2 separate regions of the Homo sapiens genome follow, and region 2 is linked to region 1. Evidence: read pairs that join two places in POLR2A ChIA-PET (ENCODE). Cell type or tissue: OCI-LY7. All regions are shown on one strand. Links, peaks and the distances in the headings refer to the core of each region. The heading gives the core; the rest is flanking DNA.

What was found. Peaks named below come from ENCODE experiments on the same cell type or tissue, not always from the same donor. Only the 100,000 strongest peaks of a DNase experiment are listed, where the experiment ranks them.
Region 2: POLR2A ChIA-PET joins it to region 1 with 5 read pairs; 9 of 35 experiments call an interaction of 5 or more read pairs at or near these places.

Annotation. Positions count from the first base shown.
Region 1 is chr17:64,967,522-64,972,904 of GRCh38, forward strand. It overlaps the pseudogene AMZ2P1. Among named protein-coding and RNA genes, the nearest start is that of LRRC37A3, 51 kb to the left of the region's middle. In OCI-LY7, for the core only: no CTCF peak of the experiment used is centred there; DNase peaks (open chromatin) are centred at 1,646 and 2,650; H3K4me3 peaks cover 2,869 bases; H3K27ac peaks cover 5,000 bases.
Region 2 is chr17:65,082,918-65,088,300 of GRCh38, forward strand. All of the region lies in intron 2 of LOC105371864 (a long non-coding RNA gene), which reads right to left. Among named protein-coding and RNA genes, the nearest start is that of GNA13, 29 kb to the left of the region's middle. In OCI-LY7, for the core only: a CTCF peak has its summit at 2,584; a DNase peak (open chromatin) is centred at 2,614.

The DNA.
Region 1 (5,383 bases), core at 185-5,184:
CACAAATATAAATACCATTACACACTATTTGTAAGATCCCTCATAAATGACTATGTTATAGCTGAGACCTGCAACGGAACTCCCACCACCAAATGTTGTGGTAGTGTAAGGACCATTGTTATTTTCACTTGCAAATATTCCTGAGAGGTCGTATTTTAAGCTGCTAAAAACTAAAACAGGAATAAGGTGACAACCAGCAAAAGAAAAAAAATGAGCTAATGCACTCGAGAGAGTAAGGAAGGCTCACGGAAGAGGAGGGCTGTGGTGATCAGAGTCCACGGACGTCCAAAAATGTGACTTGGCTGGCCCTAACAGAGGGGAGCAGCTCTTCTAAAAACAAAATCACCCCCTGGAAATTATGTTGGTTGGTTCCTTGGGGCATCTACAGTTCTTTTTCAAGTTATTTACTTGCTCATTACCGCCAGTCCCAGCTTTCTTGGGAGACCTAAACATATTTGGGGAATGGAAATAATGTGCTTGCTGCCACAGACCAGGCCAGTAAGATGAGAAGATAAAGAGTTTCTAGAGTTTTTATTATTCAAAATGAGTTTCATTTCAATTCAGGTACTTGAAAGAAGGTTCTAGTCTGTTACTTTGACACAGCACAAGATCAATAGTTTATTCTGATGAAGTATTCCACCCAAATGAAAGCATAACATGCAAGTAGTCATTTATTTCAATCACTCCTATTTGAAGGTCCTTATTTTTGGAGAACAGTCAGGCATTTTATTATCCACTCTTTCCATTCCTTAAAGGCTTCCTTCCACGGGTTTCAGTAAATTCCCATTATCCTCACGACTGTGTTCTGGAGTTGCTCCAGGTGTGCCAGAAGATTCATCATCAATCCACCTCACCAGTGCCTGGAAAAGCATTGAAAGATGCGCACTTCAACAAACCACAGCAAAATACCATCAGGCAAGAGAGAAGCATTGGCTTCTAGATCATAGGGTGACATATTACCCCATGAAGACGCTGCATTTGATAATGATGCTGTGAATATGAATAATGCTAATGATATACTGAGTGAAATGGCACGTACCAAATACACACAGAATTACAAATGATGTCAAAAGTACGCACTGAAAAAAGATGAAAAAGAAATACACTCATTCTTATACTTTGTTTCTAGCATGATAGGATATTTTTTCTCAACTTGCTGAATATTCTACAAGGCATTATATTAATTTGACATGTATGTATATACATATATAAGTGTCCACACAGGCATGGGTAGACATATGTATGTGAAAACACATGTGTAGACATTTCTGTGCAGTCACCTGAATGCAGTCATACCCATGAGTAAACACATGAATGTATATTGATGTTTGTGGGCAAGTGTGGGCACACACACACATACTGAGATTAGGTACTTTCCTTCTTCCTTTTTAAAGAAAATCACTTTTTTCCTCCTAATGAACATCATACCTCTGTCCCATATTTGGAAAGATAAATCCTGTCCTCACACTTATAGGGTTTAAAAAATGAACTTTGCCACACATATCAATATTTATTCAGTTTTGCAAAGTCAAGCTCTCTTGCCCTAAATGGAAGAGAAGCAGAAAATTTCTTCCACTATTTCTCATTGAACTGTAAGCATAAATCACTCTAAGGCAAGCTGAAGTTTTTAAGAAGGGCATTTCTTCGCATGTTTTTAAACCACAGCTTCCTGCTTATCTTTACACTAATTTCCTCTGATAAATTATAACTCTAGAGAAGGATATAATAGATACATCAGTTTGCTACTCAGATAACCACTTCCCCCTCTTTACACTATCCATCCCTCAACTTACTTTATATCTTTCTACAATGCTGAAGCCAATAACAGCACACTGCAACTTGTGCAAACAGATAGGGCAAAGGTTTAGAGGGCGCCGGTCAGCTTCTTCCAAGTGGAAGAAGCCCCAGATTTCCCTATCAAAATCCTTTGCTGCTATCCACCATGCCTTGTCTTGTAAAACTTAATGGGCTGGAGGTCAAATACTTGAGAAACTGAAGTTTCAGAGTCTTTTCCCACAAAAGAAGTCTTTTTCTGAAAGTAGCAAGTACTCCAAATCAAGTACTCAAAAAGGAACCACAAAAACTAATCACATGGGTCAGGCATGGTGGCTCATGCCTGCAATCCCAGCACTTTGGGAGGCCAAGGTGGGCGGATCACCTGAGGTCAGGAGTTCAAGACCAGCCTGGCTAACATGGTGAAATCCTGTCTCTACAAAAATACAAAAATTTGCCAGGCATGATGGTAGGCGCCTATAATCCCAGCTACTCAGGAGGTTGAGGCAGGAAAATGGCTTGAACCCGGGAGGCGGAGTTGCAGTGAGCCGAGATCCCGCCATTGCACTCCAGCCTGGCGACAGAGCGAGACTCCATCTCAATAAATAAATAAATAAATAAACAAATAAAATAAAATAAATCACATCAACAATAGGCAGTCATGATTTCACTCTTTAAGGACACGCTAAACAGATCTGTTACACGTGTGCCTGGAGGGGTTGCTGGCCTTCCCTCACGCAGCACTGACTGAGGACAACTGCCCTGATGTCTTGAAGCCCATGCTTTAAACCACGGCTTTAGACAGAATAACCTCGTCCCCTTCCCCACCCCCACCCCCTTTTTAAAGAGCAGCTCAACTCTATTCTGTCACTAGTGTCTGGTGACCAGAATAAATACCCTTGTAACTGACTTCCTGTGTTACATTTAGAGTTATATCAACCATCTCTGCAAGCACAGAGAACACGGTTTGCTACGTAACTCACCCTACAGGGTACTGCTTCACAATTCGACTTGTTTACATGATCACTTTTATTTATGTCTCTCGTTCAGTTTTTATTTTAAAGTAATAAATTTTTAAAGAAAATAACCCATGGTAGGTTTGTTCAATCTAATTTGATTCAAAAACAACTTCCTCACCTCCCTTTACCCAGAAAATGTGGACTGATATTCGAAAATTAGGGAAAATAGCATTCTAGAAGTTAAGAAAACACTAAATCTATTCATGTATCACAAGTAACCCCCTCTGGCCAATCAAGTGTGAGCATATTTCACTACAGTAATACTTTCAGCAAGGACATTTCTTTCTTCCAATAATCCTACAAATAGAAGATTATTTTCTTTCGTAGTCAATGCTTCTCAATTTAAAAATATGAATCTTTGTAAACTTGGAGAAAACAAGACCACTGTGTTAAGATATTGTCACTGTCTAATCCTGCCACTTTCCTATGTAAATCTTTCATGTCATGTAATATTTAAGAAACTTACAAAAAAAAGAATTAAAGTAAAAACAGTTTGGGGAAATGTTTCCTGACCTCCTCAAATACATAAGATAAGTTAGCTAGTAATATCTAGATAAACGAACATATGGTTTGAAAATTATTTTTTTAGCTGGGTGTGGTGACTCACACCTTTTATCAAAGCACTTTGGGAGGCTGAGGTGGGAGGCTCGCTTGAGCCCAGGAATTCAAGATGAGCTTGAGCAACACAGGGAGATCCCATCTCGACAAAAAAAATAAAATAAAATAGCTGGGTGTGGTGGTCCTGTGGTCCCAGCTACTCAGGAGGCTGAGGCGAGGCAGGAGGATCCCTTCAGCCCAGGAGGCTGAGGTTGCAGTGACCCATGATCAGCCTGGGTGATAGAGGGAGACCCTGTATCAAAAGAAAAATGAAAGGTAGATAAAATTAATTTTTAATGTTTCCGTCTCTATCAGGTTAATAATAAGAGAGAAAACTTATGATAAAAAGCTACCTCACACCACCAAAATCAGTAAGAGAGTAGTGACCCACGTCTCCAAGACTGCATGTTGGTAGGGCCATGGGGGGCCACAAGTAAACCTCACATAAATGGAGAATAAAGAATAAACGAGTAAGTGGGAAGAGGCTCTATAGCCCTACAGCCCCCACCTCTAGTAGAAACATTTGTCCCAAAAAGCTTACCACCCCACACAAATCCTAAGGCTAATGTAACATCCAGACAGACCATAAACTCTCAGGATAGTCCCTGTACTTACTCCCCATCCCCAGAACACTAATGAACCACTCCCCTTAGGGGGCCTTTTCCCTTTCAAGTCTGTCTTGGATTATTGGGGATGAAGTTAGAGAAGTAAGAGCAAAAATGAAGGGGAGGGGAGAAGTAGAGAGATGACAAAAAAAGGTTAAAAATATAACCTGTTTCGTGAACCTTTCCCATCCCCAATATTACCATGCAGAGTTCCTAATGAGTCAATGTTTACTATGTATCTCAAATCAAAGATGGAAGTTTTTACTTTTTAAATTAAAAAACAAACAAAAAACAAATGTCGTATGATGAGAAAGAAGCAACACTTAGTCTATGGCTATCCTAACTGTGCAAGATGACTATGAAAAGAATTGAAAAACAATTAGCAAGATTTTCACATCCATTAATGATAGCTCAAACTGTAATTGGCTTAATTCACCTTGCTACTGAATTACTGACGTTTACTAGCTGTTATGCTGAATGCCTATATATGTGCCAGGCCTATATATGCTTTTTTTTTTTTGAGACACGGTCTCAATTTATTGCCCAGGCTGGAGTACAGTGGTGCGATCACGGCTCACTGCAGCCTCAACCTCCTGGGCTCAAGCAATCCTCTCGCCTCAGCCTCCTGCATAGCTAGGACTACAGGTGTGTGCCACCATGCCCAGCTAATTTAGTTTTTTTAATTTTTATTTTTTGTAGACATGTAGTCTCACTATGTTGTCCAGGCTTATCCACACTTTTTATGTACAGGCACTTTTATGTAAATTATCTCCAAATGACTCCATGATGTGGGTATTGTTACCTTTAAGGTCCTGTAGGTAGTGAGTGGCCAACCAGAACCTAGATTATCACAATCTACCAACAGCACACTTCCCATTATGGCATAATGTCTCAACTGAAAATACTATAGTTTTAAATATCAATATGATTCTTGGTTGGAATTTTTTTCCCTCTTTTAACATCTTCAAATATTCTCAAGTTGAAGAAGCTTCTAACAACAATGCCAAAAACGGAATACCATCTGTCAAAGAGGCCTGTCCAAAGACAAAATTCCACAAGTCTCTTGGGTAAAGATCAATCATTGTTATTCCCACAACACAGAAGGCATCTTCAGGTTTCTTCTTTTTCAAGAACTTCAGGATGTCCCCTATTTAAGAAGAAATACATAAATGTATGAGTGTATATTATATACATATGCTTCCTTTACTCAGTTCAAATTGCAAAGTTGTGTAATTCACCTGCATGAATTTGTAGGTTTTGTGTGTTCTCATTGACTCTAAAGGAACACCTTGTTGTAGAAACAGGAACTGGTTCTAGCAGTTTTACTCTCAAGCGATAGAAATATGCTTTACAGTAGCCCGTGAGCCATTTAATATATTCTTCACTGAT
Region 2 (5,383 bases), core at 215-5,214, 120 kb after region 1:
CTGGAAGTCTAGAAGTTTAGGGTTTGGGTAAAGGCATGAGTGTTGATGCTGTCAACTCAGGAAGAGAAATCAAGAGAAAGAGAAGGTTTTCATTTTGCTCAAGGGCATGGAGGCGAAGGTAGGGGAGAGTGTGATGCTAATAAGCTCAGTTTGGGACTTGTTGAGGAGCCAGAGAGACATCCTAATCAAGATGTCCCCAGGCAGTTGGCAATGTAGGTCTACAACTGTACTGTCCAATACAGTAGCCACTAGCCACTTGTAGCTATTGATTTTTTTAATTTTTAATTTTTTTGTTTTCTTTGAGATGGAGTCTTGTTCTGTCTCCCAGGCTGGAATGCAGTGATGCAATCTCGGCTCACTGCAACCTCTGCCTCCCGGGTTCAAGCAATTCTCCTGCCTCAGTCTCCTGAGTAGCCGGGATCACAGGCACCCACCACCGCACCCAGCTAATTTTTGTATTTTTAGTACAGATGAGGTTTCACCAGGTTGGCCAGGGTGGTCTCGAACTCCTGACTTTGTGATCCACCTGCCTCAGCCTCCCAAAGTGTTGGGATTACAGGCTTGAGCCGGCCCTGTAGCTATTAAAATTAAAATTAAATAACATCTAAAACTCAGTTCCTTAAACACACTAGCCACATTCCTTTTCTCTTTCTCTTTTTTTTTAATATATAGAGATGAGGTCTCACTATGTTGCCCAGGCTGGTCTCTACTCCCGGGCTCTCACTTCAACCTCCCAAAGTGCTGGAATTATAGGTGTGAGTCACCATGCCTGGCCATTAACCACATTTTAAGTGCCCAGTAGCCACATGTGGCTAGTGGCTACCATATTGGACAGCCCAATTTATAGAACATTTTCATTATTACAGCAAGGTCTATTGCACAGCACTTGATTAGAAGATTGGAGAGTAGGTAGGGCTGGAAAGGAGAGACTTGGAGGTCATCAACACGTAAGGGTGGTTAACCATGATGGGATGAGTGAGGTCAGCTTGAAGAGCACGAAGAATGAGAAGACAGATGGACTAAGAGTGAACTCTTTCATGTCCTTTGCAGGGACATGGATGAAGCTGGAAACCATCATTCTCAGCAACCTGTCACAAGGACAGAAAACCAAACACCGCTTGTACTCACTCATAGGTGGGAATCGAACAATGAAAACACTTGGACACAGGGTGGGGAACATCACACACTGGGGCCTGTCATGGGGTGGGGGGCTGGAGGAGGTATAGCATTAGGAGAAATACCTAATGTAAATGACAAGTTGATGGGTGCAGCAAACCAACTTGGCACATGTATACCTATGTATCAAACCTGCATGTTGTGCACATGTACCCTAGAACTTAAAGTATTAAAAAAAAAAAAAAAGAGTGAACTCTTGCAGAACACACACATTTACTGGGCAGCTTGAGGAGCCAGCAAAGAAGACCAAGAAACAGCTATCAGATGAAGACTAAGAACTAGAATAGAGTCATGTCCCGGAAACCCAGGAAGAGCCATCAAGAAGGGAGAGGTGAGCAGTGTAAAATGTTGCAGATAGAACAGAAAAGGGGGAGCAGGCACAGTGGCCCTCTTTTGTAGAGCTGCAAATCCCAACACTTTGGGAGGCTGAGGTGACCAGATCACTTGAGCCCAGGAGTTCCAGACCAGCCTGAGCAACAGGGTAAAACCTGATCTCTACAAAAAAATAAACAACAACAACAACAACAACAAACTAGCTGGGAGTGAATGGCACACACCTGTAGTCTCAGCTAACCAGGAGGCAGAGGGAGGATCACCTGAGCCTGGGAGGTTGAGGCTGCAGTGAGCCGTGATCATGCCACTCCAGCCTGGGTGACAGAGTAAGACCCTGACTGGGGAAAAAAAAAAAAAAAAGGAATGCAGGGTGTCTCTTGCAGTTGACATTTGGCAGGACATTTGTGAAGAGAGCAGTTTAAATGAAACAGGGATGGGACCAATTCCAGATTGCCCCAGATTAGGGAGTAGATGGGAGGAGAGCAAGAGACGACCACCCACCAGAAGGGACAGAGAAGGGCCGAAAACAGATAGAGTGGTAGCAAACAGATATAAGTGATAGCTGAGGGCAGGGAAGGGAGGACCACATTTTTTTAAAAGATAGAAAAGGTGGCCGGGCACGGTGGCTCACACCTGTAATCCCAGCACTTTGGGAGGTTGAGGCAGGCGGATCACCTGAGGTCAGGAGTTCGAGAGCAGCCTGGTCAACTTGGTGAAACCCTGTATCTACCAAAAACACAAAAATTAGCCAGGCGTGGTGGCAGGCGCCTGTAGTCCCAGCTACTCGGGAGGCTGAGGCAGGAGAATTACTTGAATCCGGCAGGCAGAGGTTACAGTGAGCCAAGATTGTGCCACTGCACTCCAGTCTGGGCGACAGAGCAAGACTCTGTCTCAAAAATAAATAAATAAATAAATAAATAAATAAATAAAAATAAAGGATAGAAATGGCTTTAGCATATTTATAGATCAAAAGAATAGGGATGGGCAAGGTCAAAAAGGAGACAGGAGGAGAGCACACACAACTGGAGGGGGTGGCCTTGAAGAGGAAAGAGATACATCGCCCTCTAACAGGGGCAGATGAAGATGCATTTGTGGTGGGGGAGGTAGCAGTCAAGGCTGCCAGCTGCTTAGCTTAGCAAATGCATTGTCAGCTGCCAAGAATGAGAGGAGTGGAGGCTTGGTCAGGAGCTTGAGAAGATGGGCTAATGTGTGAGAGCCGCAGAGGGAGCTGCCAAGTTCAAGAGGGGGATGAACAGTTTGGGGACCCCAATTGGACGGTGAGCCTTGGGAGTGTCCTGATGTGATGTCACAGTTACGTTTCGTGAAACGCAACACAGATGGTCCCGTACCTGGGGGACTGGAGGGTGAATCTTCACACCAGGGTGGGAGGACCCGAAGAGTGAAGGAGATGGAATTTGAAACTCCCTGTCTAAAGAAAGAAAGTGGAACTTGTGGAATAGTAAACAAAATCCTTGCAGGTGCTCCCGTTTTCATTTCCTTTGCATATCCTGGCTCAGTCATCTTCCTGCACCCTTGCAGATGTTGCCATTCCCAGGAAAATCAGGGGCAGAGAGCAGCATGGGTGGGAACTGGAAAGTCCCTGCCGTGGAGGGTCTTGGGGGGATGCACCGGCTCCTGCTCCCCCATCTGCTGCTCACGGAAGGAGACGCCTGCCGGAAGCACAAGGAGGGGCTGGGGGTCTGGAAGGCTGAGCTTGAGTCACAGGAACACTAGGGATGCCAAGACCCCTCGGGAGGTCTTGGTGGCTGGTGTCTCTGAGGGCCATCAGCTGGTGTCTCTTTGGCCGAAGCAGCCCAGGCAGGGATTGGGAAAGGTTAGGAGTGTGGACTCCAGAACCAGCCTGCCGAGGGCGAAACTCCAGTGCTGCCACTTACCATTCAAAGCTACAGGACCCAGGCGAGTGATTTAAAGCCTCTGTGACTCAGTTTCCCCAAGTGACTTAAAGCCTCTGTGACTCAGTTTCCCCATCTCTAAAATGTGGATCATAATTGCTGCTTCCTCATAGGGATGTTTTTGTGAGAATTAAATGAATTGAAAGGTGGGGACCCCAAACACCCAGTAAAGGTGGGGTATGATCCTTTAGCTCATGGCTGAGTGCCTGCCACTGGGAATTCAGCTTGGGTTGTCTGAGTCAGAGGGGCCTGGCACTGAACCCCAGCCCTCCACCCAGACCACTCAGGACTCCCTTAAGATCCTAATGGGTGTAGAGTGTGCCTGCCTTTCCTTCCTTCCCTTCCCTTCCTTCTCTTTCTTTCTTTCCTTCCTTCCCCTTCCCCTTCCTGTTCTCCCTTCCCTCCCCCCCTTCCCCTTCCCATTTCCCCTCCCCTCCCCTCCCCTCCCCTTCCCTTCCCTTTCCTTTGCTTCCCTTCCCTTCCCTCTTTCTTTCTTTTCCTTCCTTCCTGAGACAGGGGTCTCAGTATGTTGCCCTGGCTGGTCTCAAACTCCTGAGCTCAAGCAATCCTCATGCCTTGGCCTCCCAAAGTGCTAGGATTACAAACATGAGCCACTATGCCTGTCCTACACTTTTATTTCTGATAAAGGCTAAGTGAAGACCTTAGCTTAGTCTGAGAGCCAAATGGGCCTGCCTAAAGTTAGAGTGGGGTGGACTCTCCCACCTGGTCACAGCCACGCTGGCCCCAGGCGGGGGCTGGCCTAGGGTGGAGTAATGCAGAATAGATGCTGCCTGCAGGAAGCTCAGTGCCTAAGAGGAAAGCCATTCATATTAATATGTTATATATTCATGTATTATATATAAATTTAACGGCCGGGCGCGGTGGCTCACGCCTGTAATCCCAGCACTTTGGGAGGCCAAGGTAGGCGGATCACGAGGTCAAGAGAACGAGACCATCCTGGCCAACACCGTGAAAACCCATTTCTACTAAAAATACAAAAATTAGCTGGGCATAGTGGCGGGTACCTGTAATCACAGCTACTCGGGAGGCTGAGGCAGGAGAATCGCTTGAACCCAGGAGGCGGAGGTTGCAGTGAGCTGAGATCACGCCACTGCATTCCAGCCTGGCAACAGAGTGAGACTCTGTCTCAAAAATAAAATAAAATAAAAAATAAAATAAATAAATTTAACAGTCATATATAATATAATATAAAAATAATATTTATATAAACTATATATTTATAATATATTAAATATTTTATTAATATGAATATAGTTTATATTAGATTTATAATATTTATTTTTCATTACATAGTTCTTCCCAAATGTATTAATCCAGTGAGTCATTCCATCTCTTCTAGGGCCCAGCCAGCAAAGGGGCAAAGCCTCAGCAGTTGTTGCGGGGAGGGCAGACTCAAAGAAGAAAAAGGGAATGGGGAGCAAGCCTTCTCCTAACACTCAGCTACTCCATGTCTCTTATGTCTATTCTACAAACACTTTTATGCTACACTTGGGGCAGGGCGTTGCAACCAGTATAATGGTTCGGCAATGGACTTTGGAGCTGGACTACCCAGGTTTTGAATCTGACCTTCGCTACTTCCCAGTTCTGTGCCAAGTCCACACCTACCTCCAGATTCTCACCTGAACAATGAGGAGGCTATCACCATATCCCCCTCAGGGGCTGGTCATGAAGATTAAATGAGTGGTCTTTAAATGAATGTTTTACAGATAGACTCTATGAGTGTTTGTTATTACCCTTGCTATTAAATGAAAGGCCTTGAGGGCTTTTTTGTTCCTTTGTTTTGCTTTTTGTTTTTTGAGATAGGGTCTCACTCTGTTGCTCAGGCTGGAATGTAGTGGCGTGATCTTGACTCACTGCAGCCTTGACTTCCTGAGCTCAAGTGATCCTCCCACCTCAGCCTCCCAAAAAGCAGGGACCACAGGTGTGTACCACCACAACTG